3 separate regions of the Homo sapiens genome follow, and regions 1 and 3 are each linked to region 2. A link is a contact called in ENCODE Hi-C or POLR2A ChIA-PET data. All regions are on one chromosome and are shown on one strand. The core of a region is the stretch at or near the end of the contact, and the rest is flanking DNA. Distances in the headings are between cores, read along the strand shown.

Region 1 (3,092 bases), core at 309-2,808, 540 kb after region 2:
TATTTAGGCTGCTCATCGTGGCTCACGCTTATAATCCCAGCACTTTGGGAGGCCAAGGTGGGAGGATGGCTTGAACCCAGGAGTTCCGGACCAGCCTGGGCAACATAGTGAAACCCGTCTCTACAAAAAAATGCAAAAATGGCCGGGCGCGGTAGTTCCCACCTGTAATCCCGGCACTTTGGGAAGCCGAGGCAGGTGGATCACCTGAGGTCGGAAGTTCGAGACCAGCCTCACCAACATGTTGAAACACCGTCTCTACTAAAAATACAAAATTAGGCCGGGCGCGGTGGCTCACGCCTGTAATCCCAGCACTTTGGGAGGCCGAGGCGGGCGGATCACGAGGTCAGGAGATCGAGACCATCCTCGCTAACACGGTGAAACCCCGTCCCTACTGAAAATACAAAAAATTAGCCGGGCGCGGTGGGGTGCCTGTAGTGCCAGCTACTCGGGAGGCTGAGAATGGCGTGAACCCTGGAGGCGGAGCTTGCATTGAGCCGAAATGGCGCCACTGCATTCCAGCCTGGGGGACAGGGCGAGACTCTGTCTCAAAAAAAAAAAAAAAAAAAAAAAAAAAAAGATTAGCTGGTTAGCCAGATGTGGTGGCACATGCCTGTAATTTCGGGAGGCTGAGGCAGGAGGATCTGTTGAACCCTGGAGGCGGAGTTTGCGGTGAGCCGAGATCGCGTCAATGCATACCAGCCTGGGCAACAAGAGCGAAACTGCGTCTCAAAAAAAAAAACAATTAGCCGGACGTGGTGGCATGTGCCCAGCTACTCAGGAGGTTGAGGCAGGAGGAACACTTGAGCCTGGGAGGTTGAGGCTAAAGTGAGCTGTGATCAGGCTCCTGCATTCCAGTCTGGGCAAGAGTGAGACCCTGCTTTACCAAAAAAAAAAAAAAAAAAAAAGGTATTTATTGAGCACCTACTATATGCTAGGCTCTGTGTGGCTAGGCTCTGGGGATGTACGGGACTTCAAACCAGATAGGGCCTTGCCCTCCGGGAGCGCACAGTCCACTGGGATGGGGTGGGAGTGGGGGAAACACGCAGGAGGCCTTCAGCTAAGTGGGACAAAGATCACTCCACAGTGGGACAATGGCGTGGGGAGCGGAGGCGCCGCCGGCGAGGAGGCTCCGGGCGGGCCGTGCTGAGACCGCAGCATTTAACCCGGCCCGAGGCAGCTGGGAACAGTGCTGCCCAGGGAACTACAAATTCAAAGGCCCGGGGAAGGGCCGCGCTGAGCAGCTGCAGGCACAGGCCCAGGCCAGGCCAGGCAGGACCGGCCCCTGCAGTCTCGGAGGCCGGGGGAAGATTCCGCCTCTTATTCTCGCTCCCATCCGGGGGGCGCCATCTTGCTTCCTTTATGGCGGCGAACGAGGCCCAGAGAGGCCACCGTCCCGCGCGGGGCAGCACAGCGGCGGGAGAGCTCGGAGCGCAGAGGGCCGCATCCCCAGTTCCCAGTCTCCATCCCCGGCAGAAGCAGGCGGAGCGACCCGGTCCCCGCCCCCGCGCCCGCCCCGCCCCGCGCGCCCGCCTGGCCCCTCGGCCCCGCCCCTGCTCCGGAGTGACGCGGGCCCGGGCGCGACGGTCTCGGCGGCGGCGGCGGCGGCGACAGAGCGAGCGCGGCGCGGGGCCACCATGGGGGCCCAGCTCAGCACGGTAGGCGGGGAGGGGGCGCCGGGGCCGCGGGGCGTCGCGAGGGACTGGGACCCGGCGGCGAGGGGGCGGGCTGGCCTGCGGGAGGTGACGCGGGACCCGGGCCGCACCCGGCCGCACCCACTTCGCCCGCCCAGCCCGCCGCGCCCCACCCCACCCCACAAGGGCCTGGGCGAGCTACGTGGTGACCGCTACTTACGCCCTGGCAGTCTGCAGCGGGGACCCAGCCCTCCTGCCCGGGGGGCGCGCCAGAGCCCAGCACCCGGGGGCACCTGGGCCCTGCCCTGGCCGCCGTGGGGCCTTGGCTGCTGGAGGGACCCGTGGTTGTGAGCGTGTGTGCCGCTGAGTGTGAGTGTGTGAGCGAGCGTGTGAATGGCTTGAGAGTGAATGTGTGTGTGAGTGTGACCGTGGGTGTGAAGGGCGGGCATGGAAACGTGTGATGGGGTGTGTGTGTGTGTACGGGAGTATGTGAATGGGCGATGTCACTGACTGCGACTGAACGTGTGTGTGTGTGCGATGTCACTATGTCAGAGGGTTTTGCACGTTTAGCAACAAGGAACAGAACCCGGATGACACGGGGGCATCCTCCCAATGCTCAGTGGGCCAGGCTCCCATCAAGGCCAGGCTCCCACTGACCCTGCAAGCTGTGCTGGGGACCTCACACTTTGCGGTGTCAGTGCTGTTTGCCCCATTTCACAGATGGGGAAATGCAAACTAGTCTTGGCCACCGTCCCACAACGCTGCCGCCGGAAGGAGCCTGCTCCATGGGGTTTCAAAGTCCACTCTGCTGCTGTCACTCCTGGGCTGGCCTAGAGCCACCTTCCCTTCCCCCCAGGCCACCTCCTCTCCCCAGTTTCTCAAAAGTTGACCATGGTGAGGCTGGAGGCTTGAGTCTGTGTGGACATGTGGAGGCTGCGGCTGCAGAGGGCAGCTCTCCTGTCAACTGTGACCCGCTAGGCGTGGGGAGGCTGGCACAGGAGGAATCAGCCCAGTGCTCCTCCACCTCCACCTCTACCTCTATGCCTGGCATCTGCCACTTGGAGGGCACCTGGGTCCTCCCTCCTTGGGGAGGACCTGGAGTCTCCTCCTTGGGGATCCAGGCAAAAGGCCTCTTGGCTTGGGTGGTTGCTAAGGAAAGTGTGGCCCAACCCAGAACTTCGGGATGTTCAGACCCCAGGCAACCTTGGCCAGGGTGAACCTGTGGGCATCACCCCAACCTCCATGCAACACCCGGCCCATTTTTCCCCAGAAAGCATCTGCCTCCTTTATTGTTGAAATGTCCTGCCTGTGTCTCTAAAGCTTCCCCTGGTCTCCACCCAACCCTTCCCTGCTGTTTTTGGTGGTGTTCCATACCTTCCAGCTGGTGGTTGGATTTATGGCCACGTCCCCTGCACCTGGCTGCTCCATACATTTCTTTTTTCTTTTTTCTTTTTTGAGAAG
Region 2 (3,484 bases), core at 785-3,284:
GTGAAGAGTTGAACCACAAAGGGTTCCAAGTAGGGATCTGATACAACTGGGTTTACATTTGGGGAGGAGCATGTGAAAGAGGACTGCCCTGTCAGAGCCTCACATTCTCCTGGTCAAAGGGGCTGGGTCAGGAATGTTCACATAATCTGACCAGTACCTGACACAACTGAGACTCAGTCTGTCTTCCCCAGCGGGACCGATGGAAGGGTTGTGGAAGCGGGAGGTGCACTAGGTGTGTACCACTATACCTGGCTAATTAAAAATTTCTTTTTGTAGGGTCGAGGTCTTGCTTTGTTGCCCAGCCTGGTCTCAAACTCCTTATTTCAAGTGATCCTCCTGTCTTGGCCTCCCAAAGTGCTGGAATTACAGGTGTGAGCCAGCATGCCCCATCCTAGCATTGTGATGCTGTTTTACTATATTATTTATTTTGAGATGGAGTCTCGCTATGTTGACCAGGTTGGAGTGCAATGGTACAATCTCAGCCTTGGCTTCCACAACAAAAACCGAGGAATCAGGGTTTTCCTCTGGCCATGGTGAAACCCTGTCTCTACTGAATACAAAAAATTAGCCAGGCGTGGTGGCACACACCTGTAGCCCCAGCTACTTGGGAGGCTGAGGCAGGAGAATCACTTGAACCCGGGAGGCAGAGGTTGCAGTGAACCGAGACTGCACCATTGCACTCCAGCCTGGGCAACAAGAGCAAAACTCCATCCCAAAATAAATAAATAAATAAAATGTTTTTCTCTGCAGCCCTCACCAACTTGAGTTTGGAAATTTTTGCCTTTGCAGACCCACCTGCTTCCTACAATGGAATTGAACAAGTCCGTGAATTGGTGCATTTTATTCAAACTCAGTTCAAAAATGTTATCAAAATAGCATCTGAAGCTCCAAAAAATTTTCAGCCTTTGTTTTTTAGCAAATTACAATTCTTACAAAATTGCAAAAAGGAAGACATTGAAATGTATCCCTATGGAGCAATAAAACTCAATGAGAGTTCAAAAGAGAATGTCTTTTGAAATTCTATAACTGAACTGTTTTCTTTTAAAGAGGGAGTCTGGCTATGTTGCCGAGGCTGGACTTGAATTCTTGGGCTCAAGCTATCCTCCCGCCTCAGCCTCCCGAGTAACTGGGACTACAGACGCGGCCACCACGCCCAGCTCAACTGCACTTCGAAACATCCCGACATGTAGGAGTAAATTCCTCTGACGGGTACACTTGGTCTTAATTGGATCAACTGACATTCCGAATCCAAATATAAGTAATTGAGAAGGGCCACGATTTTGCAGCATCCAAATCTGGTGAAACGCTCACAAGAATCGAGAGCTCCCAAGGCAGGGGGCCTGCGAGCTCTGTGTGCCCGGTGCAGGCACAGAAGCGCCGCCTCACCGGGTTCGGGCCCCAGGACACCTTCCGGGCCGTCGGTGGGGCCTTTTCCGGTCCTGACAGCGCCCTATACGTAGGCACCCCGCCCTCCCGGCATTCCCCGGGGTCGCCGCGCGCTGAGCGAGAAAAGCTCAGCCACCATCAGGTGCGCGTGCGCACACGGCGGCAGCCAAACCACAGGCGCGGTCGCAGACGCGCGCCCCCTCCTGGCAAGCTCGCGCGCTCTCGCACGCACCCCGCCGATGCGCAGGGCCTGCCCGGGGGCCGCGGCAAACCGGGCTGGAGGCGGACTGGGGGCGGGGCGGGACGGGGTGAGGGGGCGAGAAGAGGGCGGGGCAGGGGAGGGGTCGGGGGGGCCGGGAGGAGGACGGGGCGGTGGGGAGGGGGGCAGGGGGCGGGGGCAGGGGGCGCGGCAGGGGCGGGGGGCTGGGGGGAGGACGGGGCGGTGGGCGGGGGGCTGGGAGGAGGACGGGGCGGGGGTGCTGGGAGGCGGGCGGGGCGGGGGGCGGAGGCGGGGGGGGCTGGGAGGAGGGCGGGGCGGGGGGGGGCTGGGAGGAGGGCGGGGCGGGGGGGGGCTGGGAGGAGGGCGGGGCGGGGGGGGGGGCGCTGGGAGGAGGGCGGGGCGGGGCAGGGGGCGGAGGCGGGAGGGCAGGGCCGACGGACGGCGGGCGGCGGCGGCGGTGGCGGCGCTGGAGTCGGCGCGGGTGCTGGCGCCATGGAGGCCGAGCGGGGTCCCGAGCGCCGGCCTGCGGAGCGTAGCAGCCCGGGCCAGACGCCGGAGGAGGGCGCGCAGGCCTTGGCCGAGTTCGCGGCGCTGCACGGCCCGGCGCTGCGCGCTTCGGGGGTCCCCGAACGTTACTGGGGCCGCCTCCTGCACAAGCTGGAGCACGAGGTGCGGGGAAGGGCGGCGGGCACGTGCGGCGGCCGGGGTGGGAGCGCGGCGGGAGCCCGCGGCGCGGGACAGGGAAGAGCGCTCCCGGGCGGCGGGAGCCGCGGTGAGCCACCCAGAGCGCGTCCTGGGCAGCTCTGGAGCGGCGTGGAGTTGGGGGCCGAAGAGTGACAGCAGGAGACCGGGGTACCTGCGGCCCTGATCTGCCCGGGCCCGAGACCGGCTGAGGGCTGCGTTGGGAACTTTAGGTCCTCCACACACCCGAGCCTGACACAGCCCTGCGAGGAGTGAAACTCATCACCCCCACTTCACAGATGAGAACACTGCGGCTCCGAGAGTCCCTTCAGAGGGATTCTTTCAGCCGCTGCCTCACAGGGACAACGGGAACCCCGTGAATTTGTGTAGCTGTAACTGTTGGGTTCACAGAATTCGGTGTTTTTTCATTTGATTTGAGCCTCGGGGTCCCCTCATCTTGCAGGTTAAAGAAAACAGGCTGTGAGAGGTGGAGGAGAAATCTAAAGAAAAATGGAAAAGATTGAGAAGCCTCTAGGTTCTCTCCCTTTTTGTGAGGACGGCCCATCCGGCTCACCTGCCTCCTCCACTCCAAAGCGTTCCCCACTGTCCTGGCTGGGGATGAGCCCTGGATTTTTATTGCGTGCCCAGAGGCTGAGGCCACAGCACCTTCCCGGGCTGGCGGGGGGGGGGGTGTTTTCTTTAGCTGGGACCCGACATCTCCTCCAGGTGCTGTCTCCCGGACGGAGATGAGCCTAGTGGCGCAGGTGATGAAGTGGAAACCCCAGAGCCAAGAACAGGGACCCGGGCCGGGAACTAGGAGTCCCTGAGCCTGGCTGCTGGCCAGACTCTACGGTCTCTGAGCCAGTTTTTCTCTGTGTAATCCTGATTGGACTAGGAACCTTCCTGCTGGAAACGTGCAGTGAGTGGCACCTCCTTATGCTACAGTGTAACAGAGAGTTTCCTCTGCCCCTCACTTCTGCCATATGCTTTCCGAGGACCACTCTGGTCCCAGGCCTGTGCTGGGTGGAAGGGACCTTGGTTTGTTCATGAGGACAAAAAGGTTCCCATGGGCTGCGTGGAAGGAGCACAGTGGGAATGACCAGCTCCTGCCCAGCCAGCCTCCACGGCAGCACGCCCTCCCTCGGGCGGTCACTCGCCCGTCTGAGACCTGTTCTCCATCTGGGAAGGGGATGGTGA
Region 3 (2,500 bases), core at 1-2,500, 840 kb before region 2:
ACGCATCCCTGGGGGCACAGGCATCCCTGGGAGAAAATGTCTGGGGAACCAAGCGTTCCCTGCACTGTACAAAAATCCTGGGGAGCAGGTGCATGGGGGCACACACATGCCTAGAGGCAAATCTGTCATATGTCTTCCCGGGGCACACACATCCCTAGGAATACAAGAGTCCCAGGGAAGAAATGAATGGGGGACCTGCATCCCGGGGTACACTAATCCCTGGAGGCACAGGAAGAGTTCCCAGGGGATATGTCAGGCCCAGGTGGTTTAAGGAAACCGTACTGCATACCCGCTATGGGAGGGCTCCTTCCCGGGGACCCACCTGAGGCCGGCCTTTCTCCATCTGCCTTTCCACAGCAGCTCCCCTCACCTCTCACCAATCCGAAATCTCACTATAGGGCATGGTCCCGGGGCAGAACCTCCCCACCCAAGCAGAAAATTCCAGAATGTATCTCCCAGGAGGCCCTGGGCAAGCGGTACACTTAAAGACACCAGACTATCCCTTGCAACTCTAACAATCTTTAAAACGTACGAGGTTGGTAGTGTTTCGTGAGCACACGCAGTAAAAAATTTAAAAAAAAAAATTTTTAATGGGATCTCTGCAATTCTTGCTCGCAGGCCTCCCAGGCCTCAGCCCTGCACGCCCTGAGCCCCGCACCCTGCAGGGCGCCCGCGCAACACCCAGTAGTGGGTCCCCCAGGCCGTGTCTGCCCAGAGTGCCCTGCACACGTGAGCGTCACTGCTCATGGAATGAACGGTCACCCCGCGCGGCTGGCTATGCCGCTGGCCCAGGGAAGAGCTGAACACCCGGCAGGCAGAGCAGGCGCGGGCCCCGCACGGTGGCCCGAGGTCCCCGCCGCGCAGGCGCCCGCACGCGCGTTTGGCAGACTCCGGAGGCCACCGCGGCCCCACGCGCCAGGTCCCGGCCGTTGTTTACGGGTCCTGGGTCAAAGGCCTGGCCTGTCCCGAAGGTCGCGCAGCCGCGTGGGCCGGGCGGGGTGCGTGGGGGAGGGCGGGGGCGGCCTCGTGGGGCTCTAGGGCCGAGGGCGGGCACCGCCGGGCAGGTCCCCGGGGGTCGGCGGGCGCGGGCGCGCACTCACCCTCGCGCGCCCTCCGCTTCCTGGCCAGGGTGCCGCCCAGCTTGCCCAGGAACGACTCGTCCTTCTTCATCCTGCGGGGCCGCGGGGTGGGCGAGCGCGGCGCGGAGGACATGGGCCGCGCGTGGGGCCGGCGGCGGGCGCAGCGCGTGTGGAGCCGCCCGGTCGCCCCGGGGAGAGGCCGAGGGCGCGGCCCCGCCGCCGGCCCCCGCCCCGGTCCCGCCCCCGCCCCTGGCCTGGAGCGCGGCCCCGGCGTCCCGGATGCCCGAGGCCTGCTGGTCCCGGCCAGAGCCGTCCCCGTCCCGCGCCGCCGCTCAAGCTCAGAGAAGGGGCGTGGGGCCACCCCGGGAGCGGCGCAGCCTTTTCCCTACGCGTTGGAGCCCTGGGCTCTGCTCGGCTCCGCTAGTGGTGCCGGATCCAGGCGACAGCGCGACAGACACCATTGCCACGTGGGTGCAGCCTCAGGACGTCCTGAAAGCCGGAGAGAATCAGGTCACACGAACGTGGCCGGTCTGTTGTTAAGCTTCTGCCAAGAGCCAGGCCCGGGGCAGGGGGAGCCCTTCAGAACTGGGAATTGTCCCTACCCACGGGAAGCTTAGAGGATGGAGGGCAATGCGGGGCACAGGTCATTGGCCTGACCTCCAAGGGGAGTTCCAGGAGTTGTTTCTGGAAGAGGCGACGGGGAGGCCCCAGGAAATGGCTTGCAGGCCGGTACCATGAGGTGAGCAGAAGAGCAGGCCCTGGGGACAGTGTGGGGTGCCAGGGAGGGGAGAGGAGGGGAGACAGGCCTCGCATGTGTTGGAAGCAGAGGAAACGGCTTCATCCCGAGGACTGCCAGACAGGGCTATTTTTATTTTATTTTATTTTATTTTATTTTATTTTATTTTATTTTATTTTATTTTATTTTATTTTATTTTGTTTTGTTTTATTTTATTTTATTTTTTTAGACGTAGTCTTGCTTTGTTGCCCAGGCTGGAGTGCAGTGGCACAATCTCGGCTCACTGCAACCTCCACCTCCTGAGTTAAAGCGATTCTCCTGTCTCAGCCTCCTGAGTAGCTGGGATTACAGGTGCACGCCACCACGACCGGGTAATTTTTGTATTTTTAGTAGAGATGCGGTTTTGCCATGTTGGCCAGGCTGGTCTCGAACCCCTGACCTCAGGTGATCCGCCTGCCTCGGCCTCCCAAAGTGCTGGGATTATAGGTGTGAGCCACCATGCCCAGCCTAGATACCCAGGCAGGGCTTTGAGCTGTGATGTCACAGATGTTGCCTCTGGCTGATGGCTGCTCAGCAGGTGCTGGAGACAGAGAAGGCACAGGCAGGCGGACGGTGACTTAGGAGAAAAGCAAACAGATTTCTGAGATGCTCACAGCCAGAAGCCCCAGCCTTGAAGAAGTAGGAG

The links. Hi-C counts contacts between places; a loop is a spot of excess contacts on that map. ChIA-PET counts read pairs that join two places held with the same protein, here RNA polymerase II (POLR2A). Pooled maps may share reads with other maps.
Region 1: a map of sigmoid colon shows a loop between it and region 2 (6-fold over the local background). The contact joins the promoter of CYB5R3 here to the promoter of TTLL12 in region 2. A Hi-C loop is called at or near these places in 2 of 168 maps with a recorded cell type or tissue (naive thymus-derived CD4-positive, alpha-beta T cell and sigmoid colon), 1 of 37 single-sample maps with no recorded cell type and 9 of 50 pooled maps. POLR2A ChIA-PET finds 5 or more read pairs at or near these places in 5 of 52 experiments (A549, H1, HEK293 and 2 more).
Region 3: a loop to region 2 is called in a pooled map, with 10 times the contacts of the local background. The contact joins the promoter of PARVB here to the promoter of TTLL12 in region 2. A Hi-C loop is called at or near these places in 1 of 37 single-sample maps with no recorded cell type and 4 of 50 pooled maps. POLR2A ChIA-PET finds 5 or more read pairs at or near these places in 1 of 52 experiments (AG04449).

What each region holds. Positions count from the first base shown.
Region 1 is chr22:42,647,858-42,650,949 of GRCh38, reverse strand. CYB5R3 (cytochrome b5 reductase 3) reads left to right here and starts at 1,558. Exons shown (of 9, transcript NM_000398.7): 1 at 1,558-1,655. The coding sequence starts at 1,635. RefSeq lists silencers at 1,078-1,177, 1,488-1,677, 1,698-2,047 and an enhancer at 570-1,383.
Region 2 is chr22:43,185,684-43,189,167 of GRCh38, reverse strand. TTLL12 (tubulin tyrosine ligase like 12) reads left to right here and starts at 2,034. Exons shown (of 14, transcript NM_015140.4): 1 at 2,034-2,275. The coding sequence starts at 2,099. RefSeq lists silencers at 1,621-1,740, 1,989-2,148, 2,189-2,408 and enhancers at 2,789-2,848, 2,859-2,938, 2,879-3,383.
Region 3 is chr22:44,023,052-44,025,551 of GRCh38, reverse strand. It overlaps PARVB (parvin beta), which reads right to left and starts at 1,250. Exons shown (of 13, transcript NM_013327.5): 1 at 1,101-1,250. The coding sequence starts at 1,212. RefSeq lists silencers at 743-952, 1,003-1,052, 1,123-1,242, 1,273-1,382.